Linked DNA regions of Homo sapiens: region 2 is linked to region 1. The links are chromatin loops, found by intact Hi-C in ENCODE. Cell type or tissue: B cell. All regions are shown on one strand. Each heading gives the region's core, and the rest is flanking DNA. Links, peaks and the distances in the headings are about the cores only.

The links. Hi-C counts contacts between places; a loop is a spot of excess contacts. Peaks named below come from ENCODE experiments on the same cell type or tissue, not always from the same donor. Only the 100,000 strongest peaks of a DNase experiment are listed, where the experiment ranks them.
Region 2: it touches region 1 in a loop (2.2-fold over the local background); 1 of 110 quality-filtered maps calls a loop at or near these places.

Annotation. Positions count from the first base shown.
Region 1 is chr14:50,129,723-50,140,845 of GRCh38, reverse strand. SOS2 (SOS Ras/Rho guanine nucleotide exchange factor 2) reads left to right here. Exons shown (of 23, transcript NM_006939.4): 17 at 787-904; 18 at 2,062-2,234; 19 at 6,607-6,723; 20 at 10,084-10,345; 21 at 10,844-10,885. Among named protein-coding and RNA genes, the nearest start is that of VCPKMT, 19 kb to the right of the region's middle. RefSeq lists an enhancer at 1,208-1,912. In B cell, for the core only: no CTCF peak of the experiment used is centred there; no DNase peak of the experiment used is centred there; H3K27ac peaks cover 776 bases.
Region 2 is chr14:50,189,408-50,200,530 of GRCh38, reverse strand. SOS2 (SOS Ras/Rho guanine nucleotide exchange factor 2) reads left to right here. Exons shown (of 23, transcript NM_006939.4): 4 at 676-840. Among named protein-coding and RNA genes, the nearest start is that of SOS2, 37 kb to the left of the region's middle. In B cell, for the core only: no CTCF peak of the experiment used is centred there; no DNase peak of the experiment used is centred there.

The DNA of each region.
Region 1 (11,123 bases), core at 1,994-9,993:
ATATAGCAGCATTGCTGATTCTCTCATTAACATTCTATATGTAGATTTATTGGAGTTTCCTCATGGGCAGTCATATCCTCTGTGTGAATAGTGACATTTTTTTTTCTTTCCAATCTCTAGCTCTTTATTTCTTATACTTGTCCATGCTAGCTAGGACTTCTGTATAGTATTGAATAAAAGCTACAATGTTATACCCTTGGCTTTTTCCTTGATTTAAAGGAAATTGACTGAATGGTTCTCCATCAAGCATAGTGTTCGCTCTGGGGTTTACGTGTGTGTGTATATTCTTTCTGAAGTAAAAATTAATTTTCAATAAGAAGATCTAGTAATGAAGTATAAAAGAAATGCTAGTTTACTTCATTCACTAAATTTTTGTTCAAGTCTTCTTGTCTTCTGATAGTTGTCTTCTCCTTAACAAAACCCCAACCTTTAGCCCCAAAAGATCTTTCAGTGGAAAAATATTTGAATGTTCAGGGGTTATAATTTTCATCTTCTACAGCTATGACTTGAAACCCTGGCTAGTCAAAATAACGCACAAGGCATGACGTAGAATTTTTTGTATTGCTTGATCTTCTAATTTATATGAGTAAATTATGGGTTTTATATTTATAGATAAAGAGAGGAGAAATCACTTCAGGTAAGTGTACAAAGGAATACCACTCATCTTTTAATGTAAAAAAATTGTTTTCCAGATAATTTGCAAAATTTTATAAAATTTAAAGGTTTGCATTTATAAAATATGATTGAATTGTAAAAAATTTATACTCAATTTATGTATACTTTAAGGCACTGCAGGAAAGGAAAAGGAAAATTTTGGACGAAGCTGTGGAATTAAGTCAAGATCACTTTAAAAAATACCTAGTAAAACTTAAGTCAATCAATCCACCTTGTGTGCCTTTTTTTGGTAAGTTACTAAATATGGATATATTTTGAGGGTGAGCGTGTGATAGCCAAAAGAGAGCAGTCTTCAGAGGCATGTTATCTTTATTTTATATCTGAGCTCATCTACTTTTATTAGCTCTCTGTATTAATAAATAATAAAACTCTCTATTTTCTATAAAATGAAGACTATAATATCTCATAGGGTTGTTATAAATAAGGATTAAAAATATTTTGTCTGTACTACCTAATAAGTCTAGCACATAGGACGCACTCATGAAATGGTAACTGTTATTTTTATCATAACTATCTATGTCACATCTACAGTGTTTGCTTTCTCTTTAATTTATTAAAAGCTTCTATGTGATTTTTAAATTTAGAATTAAAATATTGTTGTGTATGATTGAAATTGAATGATTTAAATCAAGTTTTGTCAACTTCAACAATTTTGGTATTTTGGGCCAAATAATTCTTTGTTGTGATGGGCTGTCGTGTGCGTAATAGGATCTGTAGCAGCATCCTGGCCTCTATTCATTACACTCCAATAGCACCCTGGAGTTGTGGTAACCAAAAATGTCTCTAGACATTCCTAAATATCCCCTGGGGGACTAAATTGTCCCCAGCTGAGAACCACCAATTTAAATGAATCAGCAATTACGCATGAAAAAGGGACTAAAAACTTTTTTATTGTTCATGAATGAGAAGTAATTATTTTTCTATCTAAATTACAGTCTCTGAAAAAACAGAATTAGTTTATAAGCCTATAGACTTATTAACCAAAATTGGCTTAAAATTAATTTATTAATAATCACCTAAGATACTTGGCATTAAATATTTATAATCAAATATTAAAATATTTGGTCAGAATAGATTTAACACAATTTGCACTTGGTGAAATTAGAGTTTAGAAAAGCTTAATTTGCCATTTCTTAGATTAGCAGCCTTTATTTTTGTACAAGCCAGTAGCTTTTATTTTCTTTTTATTTTAAATTCTTTCTCTTTAAAAAATGCTTAATGGAGAGTTAATGATTGTTTATCAGAGACTTAACATTTTAGTAGTAGAGTTGCTGAATAGTATAGGATGTCTTTCAACTTTACTAGATCAGTTGTTTTCCCAAATAATTGATTAAATAACAAAATTTAAAATAACTTTTCTTTAAATTCTTTTTTTTTTTTTACTAGGAATATATTTAACAAATATTCTGAAGACCGAAGAAGGGAATAATGATTTTTTAAAAAAGAAAGGGAAAGATTTAATCAATTTCAGTAAGAGGAGGAAAGTAGCTGAAATTACTGGAGAAATTCAGCAGTATCAGAATCAGCCTTACTGTTTACGGATAGAACCAGATATGAGGGTAAATATTTTCTTTGCATATCTTTAGAAGAGAACGTGTTAATGGGTACCAAAAAAAAAAAATAGAATGAATAAGACATACTATTGGATCGCACAACAGGGTGACTACAGTCCATAATAATTTAATTGCAGATTTAAAAGTAACTGTAAGAGGCCAGGCACTGTGGCTCACGCCTGTAATCCCAGCACTTTGGGAGGCCAAGGCGGGCGGATCGCTTGAGATCAGGAGTTGGAGACCAGCCTGGGCAGCATGGCGAAACCCCGTCTCTACTAAAAATATAAAAAAAAATTAGCTGGGCATGGTGCTGGGTGCCTGCAGTCCCAGCTACTCAGGAGTCTGAGGTGGGAGAATCACTTGAGCCTAGGAGGGGTAGGTTGCAGTGAGCCGAGATAGCGCCACTGCACTCCAGCCTGGGTGACACAGTAAGACTTCTGTCTCAAAATAATAATAGTAGTAATAACTATAAGTATCGGCTGGGCATGGTGGCTCACGCCTGTAATCACAGCACTTTGGGAGGCTGAGGCGGGAGGACCACTTGAGGTCAAGAATTTGAGACCAGCCTGACCAACATGGTGAAACCCTGTCTCTACTAAAAATACAAAAAATTAGCCGGGCATGGTGGCGGGTGCCTGTAATCCCAGCTACTTGGGAGACTGAAGCAGGAGAATCATTTGAACCCAGGAGGTGGAGGCTGCAGTGAGCCGAGATCATGCCACTGCCTTCCAGCCTGGGTGACAGAGGGAGACTCCGTCTCAAAAAATAAAATAAAAAATATTAACTATAAGAGTATAATTGGATTATTCATAATACAAAGGATAAATGCTTGAGGGAATGGATACCCCACTCTCCATGATGGGATTATTCTACATTACATGCCTGTATCAAAACATCTCTTATACCCTACAAATATATACACCTATTATGTACCCATGAAAATTAAAAATTTTAAAAATTAAAAAAAAATTTTAGATCTTGTGTGACCTGTAAGAAATATCATAATTATTTGTCTTGCTATGAAAATAATAGAAAAAAATTAATCAGTAGATAGCATGTTAAACATTAGACATTCTACACTATCTGCAGTTGTTAATATTGTTACTAAGTACTTTCTTTTGAAAGTATTGCTTCTTTGTGTAGTTGGTTCAAGCTACACCATAAAAAGTGAATGACAAAGTAGAATGATGTCCATGCAGTAAAAAGAAAATTCATTTCTAGATTTGATAGCCATTTTAGATAATGTTACATGTAGCAAAATAACGTTATATAATTCATAAGAACAGTGTGTTTAAATAGGAAAAGGGTCAGCAAAGTGGTATATGTATGCCTGGCAGAAGATGATTTTTCTAACATCCTGTCGATTGATGTTCTATTTTGAGCAATAGTGTGTAATATTGATACTATAGTACTATAAAATATGAAACAACCTTCTAAATTAAACTATGATATTATGTTTATGCTAAATGAATGTTATTATATTATACTTGAACTTGGGAACATATTATAACTATCAACCAGAATAAGTTTACGTGTCATATTAAAAACTGCGCTAAACTTTTTAGACATAATCTGCATGCAAATTGGGCATATTGAGTGAAAATATCCACCATTACTTCCACCCTCCTAAATTATGAGATAGAAACTTCTTTGTTCCCGGTTCAAAACAAAGTACCCTAAAGTCCTAAGAAAAAGACCACCTAAAGCATACCATTTATAAAAATGATAGGTCGGGCACAGTGGCTAATGCCTGTAAATCCAGCACTTTGAGAGGCTGAGGTGGGTGGATCACCTGAGGTCAGGAGTTCAAGACCAGCCTGGCCAACGTGGTGAAACTCTGTCTCCACTAAAAATACAAAAATTCGCTGGGTGTGGTGGCACGTGCTTGTAATCCCAGCTACTCAGGAGGCTGAGGTGGGAGGATCGCTTGGACCCAGAAGGCAAATGTTGCAGAGAACTGAGATAGAGCCACTGCACTCTAGCCTAGGTGACAGAGCGAGACTGCATCTCAAAAAAAAAAAAAAAAGATACTTGCTCTTAAAAAAAATAAAGGTGGTAACCTACTGATGGTGACCTATTTCATCCCCTCTCACCATTGAACCCGCCCTCTGTGATGTGGGGCTTCGGAGAGCTAAGGAAATATGGTCCCCACAGGAATAATGTTACACTTTAATTCGGTATGCTTGAAATAGTACTTTTAGTATTTATATCTCAGAACCATACCTGCTAATTGGTGTTTGTGGTGTGGTCTAGGGTTCCTACCACCATTTAAAGCATTTTTGGGAGGAAGTGTCTTCTATATGATTGAGTCAAACAAAATAAATTTAAAATGTAGACAAAGTAGCTATTCACTTTTCAAATCATACTTAAATAAATAGTATTTAAAATAGAGCAAAGGATGAGGAAATCAAGAATACTGCTGTTATAGCTTTCTGAAAGCCTTTAATTACTAGTGGCTAATATTTAATTTAGCTAACCTGAACATAAGAACACATTGTTTCAGTATTGTTAAAAGAGTAATACAATTTTCTTGAAATTGGCAGAATGCCTTAAAAATGGGAAGAATTTTATACTAGAAATTTTAAAGCTCATTTTGCCTACTGCTAAAGCTAAAACCTAGTACCATTTTTATATATGCTTCTAAACCACTTCAAAATTAAATAAAGCTAAATCCAGTAATTTGCTGCTAAGGAATTTTTCTAAGGAAATCATAAAAAATGTACAGAAAAATTTATATATAGGAGTTAATAAAAATAATTATTATAATAGCAAAAAATTAGAAAGTACCTATATGGATAACTAGCTATATGGAGATTATTACATTCTGAAATATCCATCTGATGAAATACTATAGAGTTAAAATTTGTATTTTGTAAAATAAGCAAACTGGCTGGGTGAGGTGGCTCATACCTGTAATCCCAGCACTTTGGAAGGCTGAGTGAGACTCCATCTCAAAAAAAAAAAAAAAAAAAAAAGCAAACCACATTGAAAAAAGTTAATTGAATATAAACTTCAGAAAGATTAAAATTGATATCCCAGTTTTTCAGGAAAATATATATATAAATTATTAATAATTATATATAAATACATATATACATGCATATATTTACATGCACAGTAAAATCATTGGAAGATAGTCTAATATTTAAATGTAAACAATGATATTTCTGGTTTGTAAGATTACTGTTTCTTTTTCTTTTTTTCTCTTTTTTTGGCAGTGCTAAATCACCTGAATTTTCTACGTTAAAACTTAAATTTAAGCTTAAAATATTTTTTGATAAAGACAAAAATTTTAAACATTTTATTTATTAGGCTTTTTTTAAGAGGAGAGGTCTCACCATATTGCCCTGGCTGGTGTCAAATTCCTGGGCTTAAGCAGTCCCCCGGCCTCAGCCTCCCAAACTGCTAGGATTACAGGTGTGAGCCATCATGGCTTGGCTCAGATAAAAACATTTTTTATACTAGAAGTTAGCACAGATAGGTTTAACTTTATAATCATTCTTTCTTTCTTTCTTTCTTTCTTTCTTTTTTTTTTTTTTTTTTTTTGAGACAGTCTCGCTCTTGTTGCCCAGGCTGGAGTGCAATGGTGTGATCTCGGTTCACCTCAACCTCCGCCTGCCAGGTTCAATTGATTCTCCTGTCTCAGCCTCCTGAGTAGCTGGGATTACAGGCATGCGCCACCACGCCCAGCTAATTTTGTATTTTTAGTAGAGATGGGGTTTCTTCATGTTGGTCAGGCTGGTCTCAAACTCCCGACCTCAGGTGATCCACCCACCTCAGCCTCCCAAAGTGGTGGGATTACAGGCGTGAGCCACCGTGCTCGGCCTATAATCATTCTTGACATTACTTTTAAAGTAATTTAAATGACTACTTTTAAAGTAAAAGGAATTTCCAGAGTAATTATAAATGATCAAGAATGATCTATAAATTGGATTAACAGACCTTAATCTAATTTATCTCCACTTTTTTTCTGATTATCAAAACTTCATTGTGGATTATAACCATAGCTTTGTTCTAAACACTTTTGGTAGCTTACTAGTGATGATCATTTGTTACAATGAGTAGGAGTAAAGTTTCCTAAGGAATAAGTAGTGCTACTGCTGAGCCATTAAAATGATAATAAATGAAAACTCATATTCTTAATAGAACTTTAAGACTAGAATATAACTTCCACAGAAATTATATAATCTTATTCAGAAGTAAAGAGATTGGAATAAGCAACACTTGTGAACTTTTCACATATTGTGGGCTCTTAATGTGTTATTTTTTAGCATTAAATAAGTAATTTTCAGCAAAAAATTTTAATGAGATCTTATTTTAATAAGATCTAAAATATATACTTACTATATATGCACTTGTGTTATTTGTTTAATTCCAGAGATTCTTTGAAAACCTTAACCCCATGGGAAGTGCATCTGAAAAAGAGTTTACAGATTATTTGTTCAACAAGTCACTAGAAATTGAACCTCGAAACTGCAAACAGCCACCTCGATTTGTAAGTCTTTTATAATTTCGGGAACAAGTGTTCTGTTTTTTAAAATATTATTTTCAATGTTTAACAACCTGTTATCTTAAAAATGTAATTGAATGGCTGTTCCTAGGTGTTTTGTTTGCAGTAATATACTATTTCTAAAACTGGGGGGGGAAATGTCAGCCTTTTGATAAAATCTGGTTTATGCCTTATCTTGGTACTACTTATTTATGTGTCTACTTTTGATCCCTCCTAGAATAATACAAAAAGGTGTGAGAAAGTGAGAACTTAATAGGTAGCTGAATGGAACAGAAAAAAAAAGAAAAGACCTGGGAAGGAGTAAGCAAATGTATTTTGGTTCTTGTGACTTGATATGACTTCTGCCATTAGGGCTCCATGGTCCATAGTTGCCTCTGGAACCCATCTCTGTCACTAGAATTTGATGCTACAATTTCCAGTTACTGCAGGAGTTTGCAGTGGCAACAGAAGTAGTAGAAGATGAACTCTAAGTAGCTAAAAGTGAAGCAAGATATAGAAGGAAGTAAAAACACAAACCAACTTTAGGTGAAGCAGGAAGTCAGGTAGTTTCATGCTATCTCATCTTCACAATTGTGTGATATATGAGGGGACTTCAAAAAGTTCATAGAGACCGGGCATGGTGGCTCACACCTGTAATCCCAGCACATTGGGAGACCAAGGCAGGCAGATTGCTTCAGTTCAAGAGTTTGAGACCAGCTTGGGCAACATGGCAAAACCCTGTCTCTACCAAAAATACAAAAAAATTAGCCAGGCATGGTGGTGCACGCCTGGGGGCGGAGGTTGCAGTGAGCCAAGATCACTCCACTTCACTCCAACCTGGGTGACAGAGCAAGACCCCGTCTCAAAAAAAAAAAAAAAGAAAAAAGAAAAAAGAAAAAAAGTTCATGGAAAAATGGAATGAAAAGATAAATTTTTTTGATGGAATTAAAAGATAAACATAAAAACATAAACTTTATTTCCCAACATAAGCTTCCTCAAGTTCAGGACACTTTTGTAAGCGCTAATACCAACCATTTTGTCCATCCCTAAAAAACTAAAGATCCTGGGAATTTAACCATATCATTGCAGTCTCTTTTACATTATTAACTGAAGAAAAATGGTTGCCCTTTAATTTTTTTTTTTATAATTAGGAAACAAAAAAAGTCAGAAGGAGCCAAGTCAAGACTGTAAGTGGATGCCTAATGATCTGCCATCAAAACTCTCAAAGAATTGCTCTGGTTTAATGAGAGGGATGAGCAGGAGCATTGTTGTGGTGGAGAAGGTCTCCTTGGTGAAGCTTTCCTGGTTGTTTTTCTGCAAAAGCTTTGGCTAACTTTCTCAAAACAGTCCCATAGTAAGCAGATGTTATTGTTCTTTGACCCTCTACAAACTCAACAAGAAAAATGCCTTGAGCGTCCTAAAAAACTGTTGCCATGACCTTTCTTTTTGTTTTTGTTTTGTTTTTTTTGAGACAGAGTCTCGCTCTGTCACCCAGGCTGGAGTACAGTGGTGCAATCTCAACTCACTGTAACCTCCACCTCCCAGGTTCAAGCAATTCTACTGCCTCAGCCTCCCACGTAACTGGGATAACAGGTGTGTGCCACTACGCCCGGCTAATTTTTGTATTTTTAATAGAGATGAGGTTTCACCATGTTGGCCAGGCATGTCTTGTACTCCTGACCTCAAGTGATCCACCTGCCTCGACCTCCCAAAGTGATGGGATTACAGGTGTGAGCCACCATGCCCAGCCTTTTTTTTTTTTTTTTTTTTTTTTAATGGCAATAGAGTCTTGCTATATTGCCCAGGCTGGTCTCAAACCCCTGGCCTTAAATGATCCTCCTGCCTCAGCCTCCCAAGGTGCTAGGATTACAGGCATGAGCCACTGTGCTTGGCCAACCTTTGCTCTTGACTGATTTGGTTTTGCTTTGACTGGACCACACTTCCACCTCTTGGTAGCCATTGCTTTGATTGTGCTTTGTCTTCAGGATGATACTGGGAAACCGTGTTTCATTTCCTATTAACAGTTTTTCAAACAAATGCTTCAGGGTCTTGATCCCACTTATTTAACATTTCATTGAAAGTTTTGCTCTTGTCTGCAGCTGATCTGGGTGCAGTGGTTTTGCCATCCATCTAGTGGAAAGTTTGCTCAACTTTAATTTTTCAGTCAGAATTGTATAAGCTGAACCAGTTGAGATATCTGTGGTGTTGGCTATCATTTCTGTTGTTAATCATAGGTCCTCTTCAATTAGAGCAGGAATGAGATTTTTTCCTCAGAAATTGATGTTGATGATCTGCCGCCATTGGCTTTACCTTCCATATCATCTGATCCCTTGTTAAAAATGAGTTATCAATTTGTAAACAGCTGATTTCTTTGGGGCATTGTCCCCATAAACTTTTCATAAAGTATTAGTGATCTCACCATTCTTCTACCCAAGCATCATCATGGATTTGATATTTGTTCTTGCTTCAATTTTAGCAGAATTCGTGTTCCTCTGATAGGGATTCTTTACAAACCGATGTGTTATCCTTCTTAGTATCTCAAACTAGATATGTTTGAGTATCTCAAACTAGATATGTTTGAGCATCTCAAACTGTTCAGACATGTTATAATAAGTTAGTATGAGTTTATTTTGATGGAAAAAAATGAAAGTCATGCATAGTTATTTCATAATAGACATTTGCCATGCACTTTTTGAAAACCCCTCATAGATCTTATTCTCATTTTACAAAGGAAAATAGTGAGATTCCAAGGGGTTAAATAAGTTTTTCAAGGCTGCATAGCTAGATATTGGCACAGTTGAGATCTTAACTCAAGTTTTCTGATCTGAGTTCTGTGTTTTTTATTTGATTACTCCTGCCAGAACTTGAAAAATGGGACAGAGGTGATGGTGGGAGACAATGATAGGAATTTTCTCCAAAGATTTTTAAAGCATCAATGTAGAGGTTGATCATTTAGTATAGGAAGGGGAAAAAATGATCTTTTTTTTTTCTGAAGCATATAGCATAATATGTTTCATAAATTATGTTCCCAGTAAATGTTTGTAAAATCTATATAGATATTTTCAAAGAGAAGTTTAGGTTCATATGTTTTAGGAGTAAAATGTGATTTTCACATAAAATTTCAAGAATTTTATTTCTGCAGTGCTGAAAAGAGACTTACTTATATTCCAATTCATTTTAAAATTAAGCCAGTCAAATCCAGAAGATTCTACTAGAATGATACAGGCTGTCATTGCAGACTGAAGGACTGCACGCTTAAGAACTGTATGCTTAAGAACTAATAAGACTAATAAGGTAGCTCTAAGTCACAGAAACAAATTGTTGTCTATGCAAATTTGTGACATTAATTATGTTTGCTTTTCTCAGCCTAGGAAATCAACTTTTTCCTTAAAATCTCCTGGAATAAGGCCTAACACAGGCCGACATGGCTCTACCTCAGGTACTTTACGAGGTCACCCAACACCATTAGAAAGAGAACCATGTAAAATAAGCTTTAGTCGGATTGCTGAAACTGAGCTGGAATCAACAGTGTCAGCACCAACCTCTCCAAATACACCATCTACTCCACCAGTATCTGCTTCTTCAGACCTTAGTGTATTTTTAGATGTGGATCTCAACAGCTCCTGTGGTAAGTATTTGATGTAAACCGCTTGGTAAAAAAGGAATCCTGTGTCTCAGATAATTCTTATCATTTTAATTAGGGAACTATAGAATCCTTTGCAAACTATATTAGTGTGAAAAGTGATATCTAAATGTGAAAATAATGATTAATACAAGAAGTAGAGCATAATTTGTGCATTGTTGATGCATATTATCTTCTAATTTACTCATTCAACAAAGATTTGTTTAGTACCTTTTGGGTCCCACTACCAGTCTAAAGGGAGCAATAGATGATGAATAAGAAAACAAATAGATAAGTTCTGTGATAGAGGGGGAACCACTTAATGCTAAGAAGGAAAACCATTCTAGATACAGAAGGTTCTGAGTTAATTTTTTAAAAAACTAACATGGCAAAAGATGATGATAAAATTCTGCACTGTGTATTACGTATTATTTATGGAAACATTTAAAAAATAATACCTACATGTTACCTTCCTTTTCAAATTAATTTTTCTTATTCCAATAGGCAGCAATAGCATCTTTGCTCCAGTGCTTTTGCCACATTCAAGTAAGTATAATTTAAGTTGATTCTTAATGAAATGACTGTAAAGATAATAATCTGGTTGATTATATTTGAGTATTTTGAGTTTTGGCAATATTAAAGAACAAGAAAAGTTATAAATAAATTTAATTATTTGCTTACAACTGTGTACTACTTAAGCTTCACTATAGTTTATTTTCATCATTTTTTATGATCTGTTCTAAGGGCTGTATGGCCTTGAAGAAATTACTTACCTTCCCCACAC
Region 2 (11,123 bases), core at 2,007-10,006, 60 kb before region 1:
GCTACTCTGACTAATTCCTATGTAGTAGGCCATGATTCTCAGTCATTTGTTGATTAAGAAAGTGTATAATTTCAGAAGCTACTGTGAGTTCAGAACTGTCTTTAAAATTAATTTATATTATCACAGATTATTTTTTATATACTGGAAAAGTGGACTAGGACCTAGTTTGGCTATTGCATATTAACGCATAGGGCAAAATATGTTTGGTGTATATGGATTTTAAGAGTTTTGTAGCAAATTCAAGCCCCCCCCGCCCCGCCTGCCTCACACACACAGACACTTCCATACCTCCCCTCAGTAGAAACTACTGTAATTAGGGGATACTGGTTTTAAAGCAGAGTCCTTGAAGATAGCAGATATTTTGATATTTGTCAGATGAATTTTGGTTAATGTATTAAGAGGCTTTTAGTGGAGTCCAACCCAAGATTTCTATATCAAGATCAACTGTTGTTGTTTGATAAAAGGCAGAGTTGTTAGATTAGATGTCTCTTAAAAGAAAAAAAATCCCCTAATACAGGGACCAAAGATTCATTTTATATCCCGTGGTACCCATACATTTAGACATGTAGTTAATAGAAAATTTTTTATAAGCAAGGATGTTAAATAGGAATTTTTTAAGTGTGTAATACTTGACAGTGCTACATTTTGCAATTAAATTATTTATTCTTTTCACAGGAAGTATTAGGGTACAAAGTGGACTACCATGTATCCCTATATATTGTGGCTGTACTAGAGTATATCTCAGCTGATATTTTAAAATTGGCTGGTAATTATGTTTTTAATATCCGGCATTATGAAATATCTCAGCAGGACATTAAAGTGTCAATGTGTGCGGATAAGGTAAGTGTTACAAGGTATTTAAATTTAACTTGAATAGCAACTATACTAATTTCTGCCTCAATCTTTTTGTGTACATTATTAGATAAGTAATCTTTATAATTGCTAGTACTGGAAGAGAGAAAAATCCTGGCTTTACAGAGTAACCGTGATATTTCCAGGTTTTTAAGCATATGGCAGGATGGGGATCTCTTTTTTTGGTCAAGAATCTTTTACTTACAAGAAAAAAAACATCCAAGGCCTCAAAACAATTTAAGTAGTTTCAGTTTTATATTTTTAGAAAGAGAATATATAGAGTTCTACTCAGGTACTTTTAAGTGTAAGTAATTTTGAAGACCCTACTTTGGTTTCACAGCATAGCTTAGTGAGGCACAGGGGAGAGAAAATTAGACTGCAATGTTGAAGTTACTCCCCTCTGATCATTTTTTTGTTTTTATATCTGTCTTCTTTCCTGGCTGTAAGCTACTTGTGGGAAGAAATTGAGTCTTCCATATTCTTCTATATTCCTTTACTTACCTTCTTATTCTTCTTCCTGTTATTTGAGACAAGGTCTCACTTTGTCACCCAGGCTGGAGTGCAGTGGCACAATCTCAGCTCACTGCAAACTTTGCCTCCCTGGCTCAAGCGATCCTCCTATCTCAGCCTCTCGAGTAGCTAGGACCACAGGCGTGCATCACCACGTCCAGCTGTTTTTATATTTTTTGGAGAGATAGGGTTTCACCATGTTGCCCAGGCTGGTCTTGAACTCCTGAGCTCAAGTGCTTGCCTCAGCCTCCCAAAGTGTTGGGATTATAGGCATGAGCCACTGCACCCACTGAAGCTATAACGCTGAATAACATAGCAATCTTTGTGTTAGAAGGTATTTATTTTACTGCAAAATAAAAATATTATAAACAGATAATTACAGAACAATATGATTAAAACTATCATACTAGTAAGTCCAAGGTACAGTGGAGAAAGTAATGAACTTTAGCACGGGTGAGGCCAGAAAGACTACAGAGAAAATGCCTAAATGAAACTCTCTCAGGGTGAACAACCTTCAGGACCTAGCACATGCTGGTGGTTCTCAGCCTTGACTGCACATCAGAATTAATAGAAAGCTTTTTAAAGAATGCTGATGCCTGCATATCACCCCCAGAGATTTAATTGGCCTGGATTGGATCTCCAAACCTCAGTGTTCTTTGAAAGCATTCCAGGTAATTCTGATGTGCAGTTATAATGACTGAGACCGATTGTACGATGCCATAATTTCAGAAATGACTTTTCACTTACATCATGGTAGCAATTCCTTGTTATCTCTATTTTGACTTACAAAATTATGGCTACTTTTTTTTTTTTTTTACTTTGAAAATATCTTAGACTTTTAGAAAAGTTGGAAGTACAACAAAAAGTAAGCCCTTGCCACTTGAACCATATGAGAGTAAGTTGCCAATATAGTATGTCCTATAAACAAGAACATTCTGCTACATTACCACAGTATGACTGACAGTCAAAATCCAGGAAATGAATACATTTGATACATTATACCATCTAACTTTCAAACATCATTCAAGTTTTGTCACATATCCTAATGATCTTTTTACCAAAATCATTCATTCCAGAATCATATATTGTTTATGTGTCATGTATTTTTATCGTCTTCAGTCTGGAATAATTCCTCATTCCTCCCTTAACTTCAAAAAAAAAAAAAAAAAGATGGCAAAGCAGGCCAGGTGGTGGATCACGCCCGTAATCCCAGCACTTTGGGAGGCTGAGGCGGGCAGGTCACTTAAGGTCAGGAGTTCAAACCAGCCTAGTCAACATGGCAAAACCCCGTCTCTACTAAAAATACAAAAAAAGTAGCTGGGCATGGTGGCATATGCCTGTAATCCTAGCTGCTTGGGAGGCTGAGGCACGAGAATCATTTGAACCCAGGAGGTAGAGTTTGCACTGAGTTGAGATTGCACCACTGCATTGCAGCCTGGGTGACAAAGCAAGACTGTTTCAAAAAAAAAAAAAAAAAAAGGTGGTAAAGCTGACTTTATTCAAGAGAGGCCATGGCAATAGGCACAGGGACCACTGCAGTGTAATCCTGTGGTTGGGGAGAGAGATGTTAGAATCAACTCTCCTCCCTTAACTTCTATAACCTGGACGCTTTTGAGAGTTACAGGTCAGTTACTGTGTAGAATGTCCCTCAATTTCGGTTTTCTCTGTTGTTTTCTCTTGGTTAGAATCAGGTAATGGTCTTTAGCAGGAATATCATAGAAATTGTGCTGTGTTCTTCTCATTGCATTTTCTCAGATGGCACACAGGCACATGATTTCATTGTGTCTCATTAGTGGTGGTGATGTTGACTTCGATGACTTGATTAAGGAGTTATCTGCCAGGCTTTTCATCTGTGAAGTTACTGTTTTCCCTTTTGTAATTAATAAATGAATATTTTGTGGAGTACTTTGAAACTGTGTATCTTATTCTTTATCACACTCAAATTTAATATGGACTAATGAATTGTTATTTTATTCAATGGGTCATAATCTGTTACTTCATTATTTAGATGTTGTAGGCCAGGCACCGTGGCTCATGCCTGTAATCCCAGCACTTTGGGAGGCTGAGACAGGTGGATCGCTTGAGCTCAGGAGTTGGAGACCAGCCTGGGCAACATGTCTCTACAAATAAAAAAAATTATCCGGGCGTGTGCTTGTGACTATAGTCCCAGCTATTTGGGAGGCTGAGGTGGGAGAATCACTGGAGCTCGGGAGGTTGAGGCTACATGGAATCGAGATCACGCCACTGCACACCAGCCTAGGTGACAGAGTGAGACACTGTCTCAAACAAAAAAAAGTTCCGGTTGTTCCAGATTTGGTTATTAGGAGCCCTAGCTTGGTTTTTCTGTTCCTGTCATTATTTGAGCACTTTATTTTCTTTTCCCCTTCCTATTTATTAATTTATTTAATTATAAATTGACAAATTATAGTTGTATATATTTATGGAGTACAAGGTAATGTTATGATTACAAAGAAAATGTGGAATAATTAAATCAAGCTGATTAACATTTATTACCTCAAATACTTATTTTTTGTGGTGAGAACATTTGAAATTTACTCTTAGCTAGTAGAATGATGGTTACAAGGCTAGGAAAGGTAGCTGGAGTGGGGGAAATGGGGATGGTTAATGGGTACAAAAATATTGTTAGAATGAATGAGATCTAGTATTTGATAGCACAACAGGGTGACTACAGTCAACGATAATTTGTTGTATATTTTACAACAATTAAAAGAGTTTAATTGGATTGTTTGTAACACAAAAAAAGGATAAATGCTTGAGGTGATGGAGACTCCATTTTATTCTGATGTGTGCATTATATGCCTGCATTTACCCCATACATATATACACCTACTATGTACCCACAAAAATTTCTTTTAAAAATTGAAATGACAAAAAAATTTACTCTTTTTGCAATTTTGAAATGTAAATACATTATTATTTACTATATTCACCATACTGTGCAATAAATCTTACAAAAAAGACCCAATTCCTCCTAATTGAGGTTTTGTCCCCCTTCCCTTCAGCCTCTGGTAACCACATTCTACTCTGCCTCTATGAGTTTGTTCCAGATTCCACATGTAAGTGAAAACACATATGCATTTTCTTTGTTGTTTGTTTTTTGTTTTTGTTTTTTTTCTTTTTTGAGACGGAGTCTCACTCTGTCGCCCAGGTTGGAGTGCAGTGGTGTGATCTCGGCTCACTGCAACCTCCGCCTCCCAGGTTCAAGCAATTCTCCTGCCTCAGCCTCCCAGGTAGCTGGAACTACAAGTGCCCACCACCATGCCTGGCTGATTTTTGTGTTTTTAGTAGACGGGGTTTCACTATGTTGGCCAGGCTGGTCTCGAACTCCTGACCTTGTGATCTGCCTGCCTCGGCCTTCCAAAGTGCTGGGATTACAGGCTTGAGCCACCACACCCAGCTTCTTTGTTTTTGAGAGCTTGAGTCTCCCTCTGTCACCCAGGCTCACTGCAGCTTCAAACCCCTGGGCTCAGGCAATCCTCCTGCCTCAGCCTCACAAGTAGCTAGAGCTATAGGTGCCTGCCACCATGCCCAGCTAATTTCTAAATTCTTGTAGGAATGGGGTCTTGCTATGTTGCCCAGGCTGGTCTGGAATTCCTGGCTTCTAGTGATTTTCTTGCCTCAACCTCCCAAGATGCTGGGATTACAGGTGTTGGCCACTGCACCAGGCCATAAACTATTTTTTTTTAATAAGTCATTCCTTTATTTGAAGCATTTTTCCATGTCCTAAATCTTCACCTTTTGAGAGTTTAAAAAAATCTTCATGTGGCAGGATTTTCAGATCCCCTTGTTATATTGCTTTTAGACTGATTTCTAAAACTGTGAAGACAATAGTCCAGATTTGGTCTGACCAACAGAGTATATTGAAATGCATGTACGTATCCTTCATTCTATATGCTATTCTTTAATAATTTCAGCATTAATATTTTGGCACCACGTTACTCTGTGTACTTGTTGAGTCTGCAGATTTCTAAACTCCCGAGGACTGTTCCACATGAAGTACCATTATGTTAGGTCTTTGATTTCTCCAACTTGTGCTTGTTGATTTTTTGTTATTGTTGTAAGAATGAACGTGAATTTATCCCTAGAAAACTTCATACTGTTATTGAGGCTATGTTCCAGCATATGTAGATATTTTAAAAATTGAATTCTGTCATTCAGCATTTTAGATACTCTACCCAGGTTTTTGTAAAGTGTACAAGTCTGATAAACCTTGAATTAAAATTATTTAGTAAAAATGTTGAAAAGGCCAGGTGCCTTTGAATCTGAGAGGCGGAGGTTGCAGTGAGCCGAGATCACGCCACTGCACTCCGGCCTGGGTGACAGAGCGAGACTCCATATTATTTTATTTAATTTATTTATTTTTTATTGTTGAGACAGAGTCTTGCTCTGTCACCCAGTATGGAGCGCAGTGGCGTGATCTTGGCTCACTGCAACCTCTGCCTCCCAGTTTCAAGCAATTCTCCTGCCTCAGCCTCTCAAGTAGCTGGGATAACAGGTGCCTGCCACCATGCCTGGCTAATATTTTTGTATTTTTAGTGGAGATGGGATTTTACCATGTTGGACAGGTGGGTCTCAAACTCCTGACCTCAGGTGATCTATCCACCTCAGCCTCCCAAAATGCTGGGATTACAGGTGTAAGCCCCCGCGCCCAGCCAATACTCCATCTTAAAAAAAAAAAAAAAAAAAAAAAAAAATTGAAAGGGATTATATAAGAAATGAGATTTCCAACATATGTTATTAGTGGCATTCTTCTAGGTTAAAAGTTACCACTTTTCTTCATTCCTGCCTTTTAGTTAGCTATTATTTCACATTTTATTTAATTCATGGGTCAACAAACTTTACCTATAAAGGGCCAGGGGATAAATATTTTAGGCTTTGTGGGCCATACGTCTTTCTTGCATCTACTCTTCTCTGCTCTTGTAGCATGAAAGCAGCCATAAATGAATGAGCATGGGCTATGTTCCAGCAAAACTTTATTTACAAAAACAGGCTGCAGGCTGGATTTGGCCTGTAGTTTGCTGGTCCTTGTTTCAGACATTCCTGTCATGATCCCCTATTTGTCACAAGAGACTGTCATATGCTTAGCTAAAATCCAGATGACTTGGCCGGGCGTGGTGGCTCACACCTGTAATCCTAGCACTTTGGGAGGCCAAGACGGGCAGATTGTCTGAGCTCAGGAGTTTGAGACCAGCCTGGGCAACATGGTGAAACCCCATCTCTACTAAAATACAAAAAATCGTCCAGACGTGGTGGCGATTGCCTATAATCCCAGCTACTCAGGAGGCTGAGGCACAAGAATTGCTTGAACCTGGGAGGCGGAGGTTGCAGTGAGCCGAGTACCACTTAACTCCAGCCTGGGCAACAAAGTGAAACTATGTCTCAAAAAAAAAAAAAATCCCGATGACTTGATATGTGGGTCTAGTTATGTAACCCTAAGTAATGAGATTGTATGATGTGGTATGATCTTAGTATATCCAAACTGATATCTAGAGATCACTAGTTCAAGAGCTCACAGACCATTTGTTTAATAAATTATTTGAATATATGGTTTCTAGGGATATCTTTAATTTGCCAGACAGAGAACTTGAGAATCAACCCTATTTCTTTACAGTTAAAAATAAAAATAACATGTGGCTATATGAGGTATTCTAGCATATCAAAGATTGCTGAGAATTAGATGATCATAGGAAAGAACCATAGAATTTAACTTCTAGTATATAAGTTACTACTAATGAAAATAGTATTTAAAACTGGAAAAACTGAACATAAATGCTTAAGAAGGAAATTGATGTTTAGGAAAGGTAAAGGCCAGGCACAGTGGTTCACGCTTGTAATCCCAGCACTTTTGGAGGTTGAGGCAGGAGGATAGATGGAGCCCAGGAGTTTGAGACCAGCCTGGGTAGCATAGCAAGACATCATCTCTACAAAAAATTTAAAAAAAGAAACAAAGAAAGAAAGGTGAGATACCCTGGGGAATATAGCAAGACCTCATCTCTACTAAAAATAAAAAAAATATTAGCTGGGTGTGGTGGTGCATCCCAGCTACTTGGAAGGCTGAGGTGGGAGGATTGTTTGAGCCTAGGACATTGAGGCTATAGTGAGCTATTATTGTGCCATTGGGCAACAGTGGACAAAAAAAACCAAAAAAAAGGTGAGAGAATAAGAGGGCACAAAGCTGCTCTGAGGAAGCTTAGTTCACCAGATCTAGATATACTAGCAGTTGAGTTCTGTATTTTCTTTCTTTTGTTTTTAACCTATTGAATTATACTTTTTTTTTTCCTTCTGAGACAGACTCTCACTCTCTCAACCAGGCTGGAGTATAATGGCGTGATCTTGGCTCACTGCAACCTCTGCCTCCTGGGTTCAATCCATTCTCCTGCCTCAGCCTTCTGAGTAGCTGGGATTACAGGCACTTGCCACCACGCCTGGCTAATTTTTGTATTTTTAGTAAAGACAGGGTTTTGCCGTGTTGGCCAGGCTGGTCTCGAACTCCTGACCTCAAGTGATCTGCCTGCCTTGGCCTCCCAAAGTGCTAGGATTACAGGCATGAGCTACTGCGCCTGGCCTTTGTTTTTGTTTTTGTTTTTTTTTAAAGACAAGGTCTTGCTCTTTCGCCCAGGCTGGAGTGTAGTGGCGCAATCTCTGCCCAGTGCAACCTCTGCCTCCCGTGTTCAAGCGATTCTCCCACATCAGCCTCCTGAGTAGCTGGGATTACAGGTGCGTGCTACCATGCCTGGCTAATTTTTTGTACTTTTAGTAGAGACAGGGTTTCGCCATGTTGGGCAGGCTGGTCTTGAACTCCTGACCTCAGGTGATCCATCCACCTTGGCCTCTAAAGTTCTGGGATTATAGGCGTGAGCCACCCATGCCTGGCCAGAAAAATCTGAAGCTAACAGGAGTGGGGTATGAATATATTTTCTCTTTCATGGTAGTATTACTCCATCTGTTTCAAGAGCTAGCTTGCTCGCTCCTTTTTTTTTTTTTTTTTTTTTTTTTTTTTTTTTGTGACAAGGACTCACCTAAGCCGGAGTACGGTGGTGTGAACACGGCTCACTGCAGCCTCAACCTCCAGAGCTCAAGTGATCCTCATGCCTTAGCTTCCTTTGTAGCTGGGACCACAGGCTTGAACCACCATGCCTGGCTGTGTTTAAAATTTTTTTGTAGAAACTGGGTCTCTCTTTGTTGCCCAGGCTGGTCTTGAACTCCTGGGCTCAAGCAATCCTCCCAGTTTCAGACTGGTGACCTTCTAGTGAATAGGGTCTCTAGGTTTGTTTTTTAAATTTTTGAATTATTTGCCATCCATTTATATTTACAGATCTAAAAATTTTACATAAAAATGTAAATCCCAGACTTTTCATGAAAAAAGAAAATCAGAATGCCTAACAGAAAACAGCTGGCACTGAGCAGCACACTTCCTCTTTAGGTGCATGTACCTTCCGGTTTACCATAATCCCCACTGTTTCTTATATATTATAATGTTACTTGCCTGACCCCTGTAGCATTTAAATTCAGGAACTTTGGTATTATGTGACCAAAAGAGTTTTAAGAATGGAACTCTGGAGTGGGTGGTAGAGAAGGTAAGTCATAGAGGAGGCCCCACTGACAGAATGGTGTATCAGAAGCCAAGAAGAGAAAAATTGTTTGGAGCTGGGGGGTTTATATGTGTTTTTTCTTATTTAGAGATAGGATCTCATTCTGTCACTCAGGCTAGAATGTGGTGGTACAATATTAGCTCACTGCAGCTTCGAATTCCTGGGCTCAAGTGATTCTCCCACCTCAGCCTTCAGAGTAGTTAGGACCGCAGGTGTCTACCAGCATACCTGGTTATTATTTTTTTTTACTTTTGGTAGAGATAGAATCTTGCTATATTGCCCAGGCTGGTCTTGAATGCCTGGCCTCAAGTGATCCTCCTGCCTCGGCCTCCCAAAGTGCTGAGATTGTAAGCATGAGCCACCATGCCTCGCCCTGAGAGTTTTAAGAGTTTTAAGAATGAGAGAATGGTCAGCTGTGTCAAAAACTAGAGAAAACAAGTAGGAAGACTAAAACACACCATTAGATTTGACACTAGATCAATAGTGAGAGCAGTTTTAATATAGTAATGGGCTTGCTAAGTGAATGGGAGCAAGAAGTTACAGCTAGCAAGTATGACCTACTCTAAAAGGGTCTCTGGTGGGGAAGAGAAGAGGGTGGTAGCTCTTCTGTGTGTTTTTATGTCTTATGTCTTCCTTTATTTTGCATGTCTGTTTGAAATCAGAGTTCATCACCAAATTCCCTGTGTAGCCTTACTGGTTTCTTTAAATTTAAAGTGGCTGGGAAGTGGGGATGATGGTCTCCAATGACAAGAAGGTGGATTGCATGGAGTAAGCAGTGGGGAAGGGAGGGATTTGAGAGTGTCACAGAACATGAGATTAGGAAGGTGGGTTGGAGTTAAATTATGAATGGCCTTTATCCTAAAGAAGTTAGGATTTTATGCAGAAGGCAATGAAATCCAGTATCATTTTTATGTATCATTTATTTTTAGTAACATGATTTTAGAACTGGGGTTGGGAAGACCTGTGGCAGGCAGATCAAATTATGAAACTTGTGTATCTTTTTAAGAGATGGTGATTGTTTAGTGGAGTAATCTAAAGCCTGCGGTAAGATGGAGAGAGCTGACCAGATTTAAAAGATGCTTATAAGATATTTCTGAGTTAGATTCAAAAAGATTAGGAAGGCAGAGTTCATGTTTACTTTATTAGCATATTTTACCAACATGTGGTACAGTTTATGGTGATCAGTAGATGTTTTTCAGAATGAATGAATGAATATCTGTTATTGTGTTGTCAGAATTTCCTCTCATCCCTTTGAAGTTTTTACTTTTTGTAGTTTCCTTTTCAGGGTATACCTTTATGCTGAACTCTCTGGGTACGTTTCGGTCAGTCTTAAATATATAATTAACTAGGTCCAATCATTTTTTTTAAAAAAAAGTATTATTAATTATAAAATGTATGGTCACAGCCAGGCGCAGTGGCTCACACCTGTAATCCCAGCACTTTGGGAGGCTGAGGCAGGTGGATCACTTGAAGTCAGAAGCTCGAGACCAGCCTGAATAACATGGTGAAACCCCGTCTCTATTAAAAATACAAAAAAAAATTAGCCAGGCATGGTGGCGTGCACCTGTAATCCCAGCTACTCAGGAGGCTGAGGCAGGAGAATCACTTGAACTTGGGAGGCGGAGGTTGCAGTGAGCTGAGATCATGCCACTGTACTCCAGCCTGGGTGAGAGAGCAAGACTGTGTCTCACAAAAAAAAAAAAAATAAAAAATAAAGTATAGTCAACTTTCTTTTTCACTTTGATTTATAGCTAGTTCTTGCCTGTTGGTTGACCTAAGTCCATGGTAGCATTTCTGAAAGAAGAAGTGGTTGCTACAACAATTTAAGCATCTGTGAGATGTTTGGGTTTAGCAAATGAACGTAATAGCAGTGGTCATTGTAGTAAATGTGCATCAGAAATGCATCGCACTGATCTATCGTGTGCCTCTACCATAGTAGCATTTCACTTTTCTCCTTTTAACCCTACTCAAATATGTACTGTCATCCTTATAATATGGCAAGGAACTACCATGTTGAATACCTACTATTTGCTAGATGTAGTAGTATGCATTTTATATACATTACCACATTGAATTCTTCTTATCAGCTACATTTTACTCATAAGGAATGTGACTTTCAAAAGAATAAATGTGTTCATAATCATAGTC